2 separate regions of the Homo sapiens genome follow, and region 2 is linked to region 1. A link is a contact called in ENCODE Hi-C or POLR2A ChIA-PET data. All regions are on one chromosome and are shown on one strand. Each heading gives the region's core, a stretch centred on a gene start or an enhancer-like site at or near the end of the contact. The rest is flanking DNA. Distances are from core to core; before and after follow the strand shown.

Region 1 (7,183 bases), core at 4,667-7,166:
CTCTTCAAGGTCAACAGGAGCGCAATTCCACTGCTTCCAACCTTTCCTCTTGGGAGAGGCTTGGATTGTCTTTCAAAGAGCTCGCCTGATTAGGTCAGACCAAGATAAACTCCCTTTTGAATAAGTCAAAGTCAACTTAAAGGACCTTAATTATGTCTACAAAACCTTGTTTGTTTGTTTTTGAGACAGAGTGTTGCTCTGTTGCCCAGGCTGGAGTGCAGTGGCACAATCTTGGCTCACTGCAACCTCCGTCTCCCAGGTTCAAGTGATTCTCCTGCCTCAGCTTCCCCAGTAGCTGGGATTACAGGTGTCCACTACCACGCCCAGTTAATTTTTGTATTTTTAGTAGAGATGGGGTTTCATCATATCGGCCAGGCTGGTCTCAAACTCCCGACCTCAGGTGATCTACCCACCTCGGCCTCCCAAAGTGCTGGAATTACAGGCAGGAACCACCACACCCGGCCTGTTTTTTCAATATAACCTAATCATGGGAGCAAAATCCCAACACGTTCCTTAGGTCCCTCTCATGCTCAAAGGGAGGGGATTATACAGGACATGTACACTGGGTTGGGGGAGGCAGGAACCTTAGTGGCCTTGAAATCTGCTCACCATACCTTGTGACTTGCTTTGACCAACAGAATGCAGAGGGAGCAATGTTGTGTAAGTTCCAAGGCAAGACCTTAAGAAGCTTTGTGTGTCTCTCACCTTCTTGTGTGACTCCTGGAACCACATAAGCAAGCTTGAAGTAGACTATGAATGATGAGAGACCACGAGGAGAGAGAGGCCCAGCCAGCATCCAGTACTATGACTCCAGATGTACACATCAAGCCTTGGCCTTGTCTCTGACCGTGGCCACACCAGTTACCCTATACAAGAGCAGGAAAGAGAACCATCCAAAGTGCCCGTCAAACACAGAATCATGAGAGATAATAGATTCTTGTGTTTTAAGCTACTAAATTTTTGTTTGCTGTACTACAGGTTTTTTTGGTGAAAGGAAGGTAAGTCTCAGGACCCCCAAATCACTAAGCCAAAAAGAAAGTTGTTGGCCGGGTGCGGTGGCTCACATCTGTAATCCCAGCACTTTGGGAGGCCGAGGCGGGCAGATCACGAGGTCAGAAGATCGAGACCATCCTGGCTAACACAGTGAAACCCCGTCTCTACTAAAAATACAAAAAATTAGCCGAGTGTGGTGGTGGGCACCTGTAGTCCCAGCTACTCGGGAGGCTGAGGCAGGAGAATGGCATGAACCCAGGAGACAGAGCTTGCAGTGAGCCGAGATCGCGCCACTGCACTCCAGCCGGGGCGACAGAGCGAGACTCCATTTCAAAAAAAGAAAAGAAAAAAAAAAGAAAGACAGTTGTTGCCTTTTTTGGGGTTGAAATTTGAACCCAAAAAATCACTAAGTCAAGCTGGGGACTGCATCAGGCAAACTTGGCTCCCATTTTTTCCCCAAATAAGATAGTTACAAAGATTAAAAAACTACATATCTCCTTCAGAGTTTGCCCCCAAGGAATTTCCATGTGGGCCTCAGCATCTTTACCCTAAAACAGTTCTGTTGAATTTCACCTTGGCAATGTAAATTGATAGTTTATCTTAACAGATGCGGGACAAGGACAGAACTCAAAGTCATCCCTCTTCCCACCCGAGACAAATGCATATCTGATTGCTTCCTCCGCCTGTTGCTTATGTAAAAATGCAGATTCACTGAGACAGACTGAGGCATAAGTGACTCTTCCTCTACCCTCCTCACATGTAAATTGTGTACTCAGTGAAAGGCTGATCAGAATCAAAATAATACAACCTTTTGTCTCTTATCTACCTACCACCTGGAAGCCCCCACTTCGAGTTGCCCCACCTTTCCAGACTGAACCAATGTACATCTTAAATGTACTGATTGATGTCTCATATCTCCCTAAAATGTATAAAACCAAGCTATACCCCTATCACTTTGGGTACAAGTCATCAGGACCTCCTGAGGCTATGTCACGGGCACGTCCTTAACCTTGGCAAAATAAACTTTCTACATTGATTGAGACTTGTCTCAGATAGTTTTGGTTCACAATTTCATAGGAAACTGATTTGCCCTCTGTCTGGGCAACAACTCACACAGGCTAAGAGATCAATTTTTTTCCTTTGTGATGTTACACCAAACCTCAGAACTATAGACTGTCAGAGGTGGAGGGGATTTTTTTCTCATAGAATAGAGACTATCTTCTCCAGGTGCTCATAAACAAGGGAAAAGCATGTGAGAAGTCCATAAATCTCTCCAAAATTTTGGAATGACTTGGAAATAACAGATTTTCAAAAGAGTCACCTGCAGCTTGTCGCAGTGGCTCACGCCTGTAATCCCAGCACTTTGAGAGGCCAAGGCGGGCGGATCACGAGGTCAGGAGTTTGAGACCAGCCTGGCCAACATAGTGAAACCCCGTCTCTACTAAAAATACAAAAATTAGCCTGGCAAGGTGGCGCGCCTATAGTCCCAGCTACTCAGGAGGCCAAGGCAGGAGAATCACTTGAACCTGGGAGGCGGAGGTTGTAGTGAGCCAAGATCACGCCACTGCACTCCAGCCTGGGCAACAAAGGGAGACTCCACCTCAAAAAAAAAAAAAAAAAAAGTCACCTGCCAAAAAATATAGAGCATGAAAAAGGGCCAGTTCCTCCCCCATTTTTGAAGTTGAAAAACTAAGATCCAGAGAGTAGAAAAGGACTTGTACAACATCACACGATTACCAAAAGAAAAGGGATCCAAGCCTGGCTGCCCGAATTCCCACTTCATCTCATCACATCCCTCCTCTACTCAAAACTCCCTCACGCTTCCCACTGCCTGAGACAAAGTCCAAACCTACCCAGCATTCAAGGCCCTTCCCAAGTTCAGTCCAACCCATCTTTCCATTGCCATCCTTTGCCGTACTGCCCCAACCCATGCCATAGCAGACTTCTTTCCCATCCCCAAAACACACTCTCAGGCTCTGATGTGCTTGTTCAAGTTGACACCTCCACCCGGGACACCCTTCCCATTCTTCACTTGTAGGCCAATTCCCATTTGTCTTTCCGGCCCCAAATCAGAGGTCTCCACCTCTGAGAAGCCCTCACAGCCTCACCTCCACGTGGTAGGTTGCTCCCCTATGTCCACTCCCAAGACATCCTGTACAGACTCTTGTGGCAGGCTTATAATGCCTCCCCGAAAGATGTCCGTGTCCTAGCCCCTAGCCCCCAGAACCTGTGGATAGGATACCTTACTTACCATCCATGTTACCCTATGGTAAGAGGGTCTTTGCAAATCTGATTAAGTTGAGGTTGAGACGGAAAGATCATTCTCAATTATTTGGGCAGACCCAATGTAATCACAAGTGTTGTTAAAAGAAAGAGGCAGAAGCCAGGTGCGGTGGCTCACGCCTGTAATCCCAGTACTTTGGGAGGCTGAGGCGGGTGGATTACTTGAGGTCAGGAGTTCGAGACCAGCCTGGCTAACATGGTGAAACCCCCATCTCTACTAAATACAAAAATTAGCCGGGTGTGGTGACGCATGCCTGTAATCCCAGCTACTTGGGAGGCTGAGACTGGGAGAATTGTTTGAAACCGGGAGGCAGAGGTTGCAGTGAGCCGAGATTGTGCCACTGCACTCCCACCTGGGTGACTGAGCAAGACTCCATCTCAAAAACAAAAACAAAAGAAAGAAAGAAGCAGGAAGTGAGCAAAGGGATCGTGGAAACAGAGATTTGAGTGATGAAGCCATGAGCCAAGAAATGCCAGCAACATTTGGAAGCTGGATGAGGCACGGAACAGATACTCTCCTTGACCCTCCAAAAAGGGACCAGCCCTGAGGATACCTTCACTTGGGCCCAGTAACACTGATTTGGGACTTCCCGCCTCCAGAGTCATCAGATAACAAATGTGAGTCATTTTAAGCCACTGAGCTTGTGTTAATTTGTGAGAGCAGCAACACGAAACTCCTACACCTTTATTCTAGCATTAGTCACACTGTGTGACAGGTGCCGTTCTCACTCCACTGACAGCTCCTCAGCCTGGGGCACCTTTGTTTCCTGATGGTTTCACACAAAGCCTGGTGCTTCACAAGGGCTCACAAACACTGCTGAATGAATCAACAAGTGGACTCACCTGCTTCATCCCCCGCCTGTCTCCGTCAGCCTGAACACACACACACTGTCATACCCACTCCTCTCACCTGCTCACCCACCACCACCCACATCTCCCAGGAGGACATTTCTATTTTTACCACAGCAGCTCACCTTGGGCTGGCCAGCAAATAGCTGTTTCCCTGGAACATACTGATTTTAAGTGAGGAGAGGGATTTCTCTCAAGGTAATAATTGGACAAATCTGCTGGGAGAAAAAGACTAACATTTTGCTATGGTGGATTTGAAACCCAAGAATTGGCATTGTAGCACAGAAACGCAAAAATCTTTCCTAATGAGCCATTGATGTTCGCAAGACACAACCCTGACTCTTCACAATCCCCATTCCTCCCCACCCCATCTCAGCCCCAAGGTGGTCACTGGAAGGATGGTGAAATCTGTATTTAATGACACTGAAAGATGTCCACTTTATAGCATTAAGGGAGAAAAGCAGATTCCAGAACAGTGTGAATAGCGTGATCCCATTTTGTTAAAAAATTAAATCTACAGACAATGTGTATGTGTATGTATATACATACATACATAGGTGTACGTGAGTTTATGTACGCATAGAGCAGAGGCTGGAAGATTGGTGAAGATGTTAACAATGGTTTTATGGGGGTTATGGACAGTTGTTTTATCTGTATTTTTAAAATTGTTTTACAAAGAACAAGACTACTAACATAATGGGAAATAAAGTTCAAGTAATTTCAACATTTAAAAAGTGGAGCGTTTTGCGCGGCAGGGCTATTTTTTGTGTGTCCGTTCCTGGACAGCCCCAGCTCGATCCCCCGCCCCTCCTCAAGTGGGAAGCTGGGATCTGGGCTCCCCAGAGCAATGGCGGAAGCTTCGCGCAGCTGCGGGCGGGGAGAGGGACGCGGCCAGGTCGGGGGGCCGGGAGGGGTGCTGGGAATCGGAAAACACAGATATGACCGCGAAGGCGGTTTCTGCCGAATGACCAGATGATGACCCGCTGTGGGCCCAAGGCGGAGTGCGGGGAGCCCGTTCCTGCCCGCGGTCCCTCTCCCTCCCCCACTGCCACACCGGCCCCGCCGAATCCTCCCCGGTCTCCTGGGCGAGGACAGGTGCCGCCCGAGACCCCGGCCGCAGACAGATGCCCACGGTCACTCCGGCCTTCCTCGGCCCCATTCGCCGCACACCCCCTTCCTGCGGTGGCGTTTTTGTTTTAACTCTTCTGAACTGGTTACAAAACCACCCTCCCACGAATACATAAATAATGGGTGGGGGGCGATGTTTTAAAGAAATTCCCGCAAGGCCTGGCAAGGCAACAGCAACTGCATTTCTGCTGCATCATATTTAACTGTTTGCAGGCTGCTGCGGGAGATGCGCGGTGGCGGCGAGACTCGGGCTCCACAGCCCTTCTCCGCCCGGGGCCTGGCGAGACTCGCGTGGGGATTAAGAGGCAAGGAGAGGGTGTCAGCGATCGGGCGCCGGCAAGATGTGAGGGGGGGTGATAAGCGTAAGGCCGCAGCGTGCCCACAAGCCGGGCACCCATCGGGTCGGCCGGCAATTGCTCCCTCCGCCCGCGCGGCCCCTTTAAGAGCCAGCGCGCGCCCCCGCCCCGCGAGCGCCGACTTTCCCTAGCAACCGCCCCGGGGGAGGGGGAGGTCCTGGCAACCGCGCGCCAGCCGCGAGGATCACGTGACGGCCCGCAGCTGGAACGCGAGCGCGCGCCCCGCCGCGCTCCCGCCCGCCGGGGCCTGGGCGCTGCGGCGCGTGCGCGAGCGGTGCCGCACCGGCCGCGGGCGCAGGGAGTATTATGGGCTGTGGGTGCCGCTGAGCAAGATGGAGCTGTCTGCAGTGGGCGAGCGGGTCTTCGCGGCCGAATCCATCATCAAACGGCGGATCCGAAAGGTGAGCCGCCGCCCGGGGCGGGCCGCCGCTGTCCGCAGCCGGGGCCGGGGCCGGGGGCCCTCGGGGCGAAGCGGTCCCGCTAGCCCGGCTCCCTCGCCCAGCCCCGCGCCGCCGCCTCCTCGCGTCCCCGCATCCTCCCCACCCCCACCCCCGTTTTTCTCCCCTCTGTTTTTCAGGGACGCATCGAGTACCTGGTGAAATGGAAGGGGTGGGCGATCAAGTGAGTGTCGCGGGGTCCGGGGGCGTCGCGGGAGGGGAGGCAGCGGGCACCGGGGCCTGGGGTGGGGGTGCGCGCTCTTGCTCTCGCCGCGTGCCTGTCCCTCTCTGGTCTTCATCCTGATTTTGTGCGTTTGTGACTCGGCAGGTACAGCACTTGGGAGCCCGAGGAGAACATCCTGGACTCGCGGCTCATTGCAGCCTTCGAACAAAAGTGAGTTGTTGGGGAAGCTGGCAGGGGCTGCGAGGCCGAGGCTCGGCTGGGGCGCCGCGCGGGGAAGCGGGAGAGCCGGGGAGGGCAGCGCGGAGTGGGGCCCGGGAAGGGGCTCTTTTTAACCTCTGGTGTTTTTCGGCCGCAGGGAGAGGGAGCGTGAGCTGTATGGGCCCAAGAAGAGGGGACCCAAACCCAAAACTTTCCTCCTGAAGGTAACCTGGCCCAGCCCCAGCAGCATCCCCCTCTCGGGCCCCCAGCCCCGGCACAGCACGGGGCCTGGAAGGGAGGGACAGATACGCGGCCGCCCAAGCGGGCCGGCCTTTTCAGAGGGGCCCCAGCTGGGCAGGGGGTGGTTGTGAGCCCCCCCAGAAGCCCCTGATGGCAGGCCTCAGCCAGCATCAGCTTCAACAAGAGGGTTTTGGGACTGGGGATAATCCTCCCTGTTGAAACCAGGGGCTGGGGATGCCTTTAGGGCTCCAGGAAAGGGGGTGGCTGAGGCAGGTGGGGGATGCCCATGGGAAGGGGGCATTTGTTTGAGCTGTTATGACTGTGCTGGGAGTTGGAACCCAGGGGGAGAGTGAGTGGGGTCCCACCTCCTGGCAGGGCACAAGGAGAGGATTTGGGGGACCACCTGCCTCCCTGCCCCCAGCTTCCCCCGTTCAGTCTTTCAGGATTTGTTCTTCATGGCTCCCCTCCTTTCTTGGGGATCCAACTTGAATTTGACCTCAAATCATTTTACTTTG
Region 2 (7,183 bases), core at 1,564-4,063, 1.0 Mb before region 1:
GGACTTGGTGCCTAGTGCCAGGCCTGGCATATAGTAATTGATCGATAAATGTTTGTAAAATGCTTATTTGTTAAACAGGACCATGCTTTCTTAAGAATTTTTAAGAGAAAAGAAAGGGCAGGCCAGGTGTAGTGGTTCACACCTGTAATCCCAACACTTTGGGAGGCTGAGGCAGGCGAATCGCTTGAGTTCAGGAGTTCAAGACCAGCCTGGGAAACATGGCAAAACCCTGTCTCTACTAAAAATACAATATTAGCCAGGTGTGGTGGTGTGTACCTGTAGTCTCAGCTACTTGAGAGGCTGAGGTGGGAGGATCACTAAACCCAGGGTAGTTGAGGCTGCAGTGAGCTGTGATTGTGCCACTGTACTCCAGCCTGAGTGACAGAGTGAGACCCTGTCTCAAAAAAAAAAAAAAAAAAAAGACTCATGAGGCTGTGTTATTATCATTATTATTATTTATTTTTGGAGATCTGCCCACCTCGGCCTCCCAAAGTGCTAGGATTATAAGCATGAGCCACCGCGCCCAGCCAAGGCTGTGCTATTTCTTTACAGACCAAGGTATGCTGGGCAAATACCTCAAATGGACAAAATGGGGACCTAGCGACCCTATTGTTTGATTCAAACAACTTATAAAGATTCTTTAACAAGTTTTGAGTTTGTTTGATAGGGGCACAAAAATGAATCATCTGCCCCCAGGATTATCCAGCAGCAACTGTTACTTATTTAAGAAATCGTGATGGAATCACACTTACTGACACATTTTCGAACAATTGCAGACTTTTCTTGACCCAGGAAAAAAGGGCAAGTTCTACTCAAGCTTAGGCATGAACCCTGTCAGTCATCAACACCAGTGGGTGTTATTATCTGGGAATCAATAAATATGTTGGAACTAGGATCATTTTCAGCTCTTCTAGGAAGCAATAGTTCTAAAAGAGATGGCTTCAGGAAATAAGTGAGAGACATTTTGTATAAGAAGTGGGAAGAAAATGATCAAGAGTCAAAGAAACAACTAATCATGATATCGCCTTGCATTTTTATAGAGCCTTTTTCCTAAGGCACTTCATATCTATGTTAACTCATTTATTCTTACAACATCCCTACGAGGTAGACAGAACAATTGAAAGGGATTTTCACCAGGGCCTAAGATGTGGGAGATATTCAAAAGGATATTGTATTAGCAACAGAGATATTTCTTCATATTGAATAGATTGATCATCTCCTTCTCCTCTGCTTCAGTAAAGTCATTTTTAAAAAGATAAAATCTATTACAATTTGGGGAGAATAAGATTTCAGTTTACCACATGGGAGACACTCCAAGTTCAATCTAAAAAAGCAGTTTTATTCAATAATATAGGGCCACCTCTCTTTTACAAAAAAACAAAAAAGGGTATGAGTCAGATTTTTTTCGTATTTGAAAATTAAATATACTTAGGTGGTCCTCTATTTACACAGTGTTCCTTATTTAATAGCAGATGGTTTTGTAAAGAGAATCACTATAAAATTATTCTATAAAGTTTTACATAAAATACTGGATTGTTAAAGGAGAGTAACTTCTGCTAAATACTCTTTCCGAAACCAAAAATAAGAAACAAAAAGGAGCCACTAAAGAACTAAACCGTTTATGACAAACATTGCTGCATAGAACAAAAGATTCTGCGACCTGAAGTTTCCCATCCTCAGATAACATAACGAGAACACACGAAATTTTTCCCATTGGATGTTTAGATCTAAAACACTTCCCACTCCTAGTTTATCTAGGGATGTGTATGTTCAATAGTGTGCAAATTATGCTGCATACACTTTATTAAGAAGGCCTAATTCCAGGTAGATAAATACGGTAAATTTTTTTTGACAGTATACCTGTCAGGGCAATACAGTACATTTTAAATTAGTGAAACCTTTGGTTGGTATGTTCAATCCTCACGTTCAGGAAGAGTTGGGACAAAGAACACAAAGCAGCTATCTTCAGACTGGACGCCTAAACCAGAGACAGTCATAGGGATGGAGCCTAACGGCTAGTACGAAGAGAGACAATACCCTTCCAAAATACACTTCAACATAAAGTTTTCTTTTCGTAAAGGAATGAAAACTGGTGTCCTTTGTACAGGTAACAAAAATGCGAACAGAACTAGAAATTCAAGCAAAGAGAGAAATCCTGACCTCAGAGTGCTAGTGTTCATTCATCACTGCTCAGCCCTCTACCACCCCCTCCAATCCCTTCCAATTTGGATTAAATTCTGACCATGGTGAAGTGGAATTTTACCTCCATGATCCCAAGGTCGAAAATCTTTCCCTGAGATGCTTCTGAAGCCAGTTTGTGGAGATTTTTGTGTTATGGACTGGGTAAGGAACAAGTGTTCTCCCAGTTCATTTGATAGAAGTCAAATCCCATCACCACAAACATTGTCACAGCAAAAGGTTTAGAGACCTTAGCTGATGGGACTTAAAAGCAATATTTAGAGAACTAGTGAGATTCATTTTAATTAACTCATACAGAACATTCTGCAAATTATAAAACTGTTCAAAGTTTCTAGAGTATATGTACAGATGTTGTATAATGACATACCTTTTGGAAGAGAAGGGGTTGAGTTTATGTCTTGGCTTTGACACCGAGTTATTAGAATCCTTTCTGGCAAGAAGGGAGACAAATTCAAGCATCAGAGTTACTGCATTTCAGAGTATGGATCCACTTTGTGCTGTCTTCCATGTACCACTCTGAAAGAGGGTGCAAGTTTACAGATCCATTAACTGTGCCTCCTCCTCCCCACCTCTTACTCCCTCCTCCAAACTAACCCTAGTCAGCCCTGCAGTCTGTAGGCAAACCACACAGGAACTAGCACATATGGGGCTTCGGAGAGTTGGGCGTGAGCCTTAGATTATGTGGTTTTGTTTTCTTGCTGCCAGAGTTGAACTAAAATGCAGGAGGTTCACTGAAACACTTTTGCTTCTTTATGCTTGGTTTCAGTTTTAACAATATCCCCCCTGAACACTTGTGTTCACATAAGAAAATTTATAGTTCTTGATATGGTCCATCAGCAAGCTGATCTTAAGGAAAACTCTTATTCTCTTAGTATAATCATGCATCCAGAGGAACATTAGGGCTTCTTGGGGGAACTTATTTAAGAGCACCCTCGATCACTCACAATGTTAAAATCCCAGGAAAGATGCTTTGTTCATACACTCAGCCTCTAATATTACTCTTGACAAAAAAAGAAGAAACATTCTGAGCTGGGATGCATTCTCACCCCAGGTTTGCCACAGTCCAGCATGAGGTGGAACCAGTTCCTTCAATTTCTGGGACTTCAATTTCTGTTGAGTCTTAGACTGAAGGCTTTCTGGGATTTAAGACTTTCCATTGACCTTGAGTTTTGTTACCTTCAACTTCCTTAGTTCTTACCTTTAAATGTACCACTCACCCTTCCCCCTATATCAACTGCAACTTGTGAAGGCCTCTTCCTTTCTCTTTGCTCTTGCTAGAAAATGGATTGCCAACGTTGCATCTTTTACAGAAAATTAGAGACATTGCTACTTGCTAAGTGGCACCATTCAGAGTTTGGGGACTGGATCCAAGATGAGGAGGGAAATGTTGGCTCACTGGGATGTTCCTAGCATTAATCCCTGGAATACCAAGAGGAGAGTGTCAAGGAGAGATTCAATTTGGGGTTCTAAAATTTAAACTTTTTCTGCAATGTGAAACGGCATCCTTTTCCATCTCTTTGCTTCTTTATATCTAAACCTTGCTTAAAATTTACTTTCTTAAAACCTTTTCCTTGGTTATAATTGCCCAACATTTTTATTGAAATAGAAAAGAAGAATCAGCAAAGTGTCAAGGTGACAGAAAATGCTCAGTAAATATTTGTCGAATGAGTTAAAGGAAGTAATTTTCTATCCATAACTCCTTTTTTTTTTTGAGACGGAGTTTCACTCTTCTTGCCCAGGCTGGAGTGCAATGGCATGATCTTGGCTCACTGCAACCTCCGTCTCCCGAGTACAAGTGATTCTCTTGCTTCAGCCTCCCAAGTAGCTGGGATTACAGGTACCTGCCACCATGCCTGGCTAATTTTTTTTGTATTTTTAGTAGAGATGGGGTTTCACCATGTCGGCCAGGCTGGTCTTGAACTCCTGAACTCAGATGATCCGCCCGCCTCAACCTCCCAAAGTGCTGGGATTACAGGCATGAGCCACCGCACCCGGCCCTGTAGCTCCTTAATAACAGGCTTTCTTTTTATTAATGCAACTTTGTCAAATTTTCTTAAATCCTGGTTATATCTGAAAAGGATCTCTGCTATTTCCACATTATAAAGATAAAATTTAAAAATAACAACATCTTGCTACTTTAAAAATAATAACGTCTCAACCTTGACCTCAGAATTATTCAGCCTTCTAAGGACCTTCTTGGATCATTACACTGAACAGCTCTATTGCCAAGTTTTTAAATGCTGAAATCCTCTGGCTACAGTCCTTATTCTTTGATAGCTCCCAAGTCGATGGTTTTGAAATGGTTAAAGGAGTCCCTAAAATTCTATGGTTGGGGAGTGGGAGCGAAGGGAAAATGTTGAATGGTGTTACATGGAAAGTATCATGGTGTTTTCAGCTTGTACCCTAATGAGGAAGCTAATTTTGCACCAGGCACTACTCCCCAGGGAGCAGAATATAATCCTTCCCCTTACAAGCATGGGACAGATTGCAGAACAGAAAAATCTCAAAGGCAAGTTATTTTGGTAGTAAGTACTGATTGACAGACATGTTATGTAGAGCATAGTGGGAGGGAAGCAAGGCCACTTGAGTGGTTTATTTCATAACAGCTCTGTAACTGAACGAGTGCAAAGGCAGATCCTAAGAATAAAGACCCTAATGTGAGAATGCCAGCATTTCAGTACTCACTATCATGAGATACTCAGAAAAATAGCAGCAAGATGAGGAGGATACAGTAACATGTGAAATATGGACTTAGCCACAGTGGAGAAGTTTCTTTTTTAAACCATACTTTGTTTAAAATTTTTTTAATCAATTCCTTTTGAGGGGTCATTTGTTTATATCTGAACTTCTGTTTTGTTTTGTTTTTTGTTTTATTTTGTTTTTTGGAGACTGAGTCTCGCTCGGTTGCCCAGGCTAGAGTACAGTGACGCAATCTTGGCTCACTGCAACCTCCACCTCCTAAGTTCAAATGATTCTCCTGCCTCAGCCTCCCGAGTAGCTGGGATTGCAGGCACCTGCCACCACACCCAGCTAATTTGTATATTTTTAGGACAGCTGAGGTTTCGCCATGTTGGTCAGGCTGGTCTCGAACTCCTGACCTCAGGTGATCTGCCCACCTTGGCCCCCCAAAGTGCTGGGATTACAGGCATGAGCCACTGCGCCTGGCCAATATCTGAACTTCTTGCCATAATTATGCTCAATTTAACTTTATGGTAAAATATGTACTTCTTATTTAATAGTGTGCATTCAGACATTCTCGTTTCATTTATTCAATAAATAAAGTTTGAACACCTACTCTGTGTTAGTCCTGTTCTAGGTGCTGGAAAACTATCAGTGAACAAAACATAATCTCTGCCCTCCTGGATCTTACATTCTGGTAAAGGGAGAAACAGAAGGTACATCAGATGGTCCTACTGTTAGGGAGAAAAATAAAATGATGCAAGAGCCACAGGGAGTGTGGCTGAGATGGGGGTTGCGATTTTACGTTGGGAAATCAAAGGACATTTGAGCAAAGTCTAGAACAAAGTGAAGAAGCCAGTACTTCCTGGATGGACATCTGGGGAAATAGCTTTTGCAGGTATAGGGACTAGCAAGTGCAAAGACTTCAGGTGGAGACATGTTTAACACTGTGAGTGAGGTGGAGAGGAGTTGGGATGGAGATCAGAGAGAGAGCAGAACATGTAGGGCCTTGTTGCCATGGCGAGGCCTTTGGATTTTACTCTGAGTGAGATGGAAGCCAATGGAAGATTTTGAACTGGGGAGTAGTATGATCTGACTTGGGTTTTAAGTTTTAAAAGGGTAGCTCTGGCTGTTGTGCTGAAATTAGATAGCAAGGGAGCAAGAACAGAAGAAGAGAGACCAGTTAGGAGCCTACTGTTGGCCAGGCATGGTTGGCTCATGCCTGTAATCCCAGCACTTTGGGAGACTGAGGCGGATGGATCACCTGAGGTCGGGAGTTTGAGACCATCCTGATCAACATGGAGAAACCCAATTTCTACTAAAAATACAAAATTAGCCAGGCATGGTGGCGCATGCCTGTAATCCCAGCTACTAGGGAGGCTGAGGCAGAAGAATCGCTTGAACCCGGGAGGCGGAGGTTGCAGTGAGCCGAGATTGCGCCATTGCACTCCAGCCTGGGCAATAAGAGCAAAACTCCATCTCAAAAAAAAAAAAAAAAAAAAAGAGGCTACTTTCATAGTCCAGACCAGAGATGGTTGTGGCTTAAAACAGGATGATGTGAGTGGTGGGAAGTGGTTGGATTTTGAATATACAGGGTGATCATAAAGTCTAGAAACATAGATAATGTTATTGTATCTTGTATTAGAATGTAGCATCAATAAATCATTTATTATCTAGACTGGGTAGCCACCTTGTATTTCAAAGGTAAGCTCATGGATATCATGAGAGCTATAAGAGACAAACACAGGAGTTAAGGTGACTCCCAGGTTCATGGCCTGAGAACCTAGAAGCAAGGATGTGTCATTTACTGAGACAGGAGAGACCGTGGGAGAGAAGGTTTGGAAGGCAAGACCAGGAGTAGAGGTCAAGGTAGTTAGATACACGAGTTTGGAGGTCAGGAGAAGCTGAAGAGAAAACCTTGAGAGTTGTCAGAATCGAAGAGTATTTACCGCTTTGCAAGTGGATAACACTACCTGTGGAGTGAATATAGATAGAGAAGACAAGAGGTTAGAGAATGGGCTCCTTCAAAGTTGAGAGGTCATAGAATTGAGAACGGATGAGTCAAGGAGATGAGAAGGAGAAATGGTGTCCGGGAAGTCAGGTGAAGCAAACTGTGTTCACTTTTATAGAACCTCAAGTTCAAAAAATTAAAGGAGAAAACCAACCAAGCTACCATAGAGCAATATTTGTATTTAGTGGATGTTACGGTATTGCAACTAAATTGTGCCCCCAAATGGAGGAAAGCAGATAAGAAGGACCCCTTACATATTGTCACTTGAACAGGGTTAATTCCACTAAGCTGGTA

Evidence for each region. Hi-C counts contacts between places; a loop is a spot of excess contacts on that map. ChIA-PET counts read pairs that join two places held with the same protein, here RNA polymerase II (POLR2A). Pooled maps may share reads with other maps.
Region 2: a loop to region 1 is called in a pooled map, with 2.3 times the contacts of the local background. The contact joins the promoter of GRAP2 here to the promoter of CBX6 in region 1. A Hi-C loop is called at or near these places in 2 of 50 pooled maps. POLR2A ChIA-PET finds 5 or more read pairs at or near these places in 2 of 52 experiments (B cell and activated CD4-positive, alpha-beta T cell).

What each region holds. Positions count from the first base shown.
Region 1 is chr22:38,870,949-38,878,131 of GRCh38, reverse strand. It overlaps CBX6 (chromobox 6), which reads left to right and starts at 5,916. Exons shown (of 5, transcript NM_014292.5): 1 at 5,916-6,010; 2 at 6,187-6,230; 3 at 6,375-6,440; 4 at 6,586-6,652. The coding sequence starts at 5,942. RefSeq lists enhancers at 3,578-3,757, 3,574-4,773, 4,610-5,159, 5,160-5,710 and silencers at 5,705-5,964, 5,995-6,144, 6,245-6,294.
Region 2 is chr22:39,896,714-39,903,896 of GRCh38, reverse strand. It overlaps GRAP2 (GRB2 related adaptor protein 2), which reads right to left and starts at 2,813. Exons shown (of 8, transcript NM_004810.4): 1 at 2,567-2,813.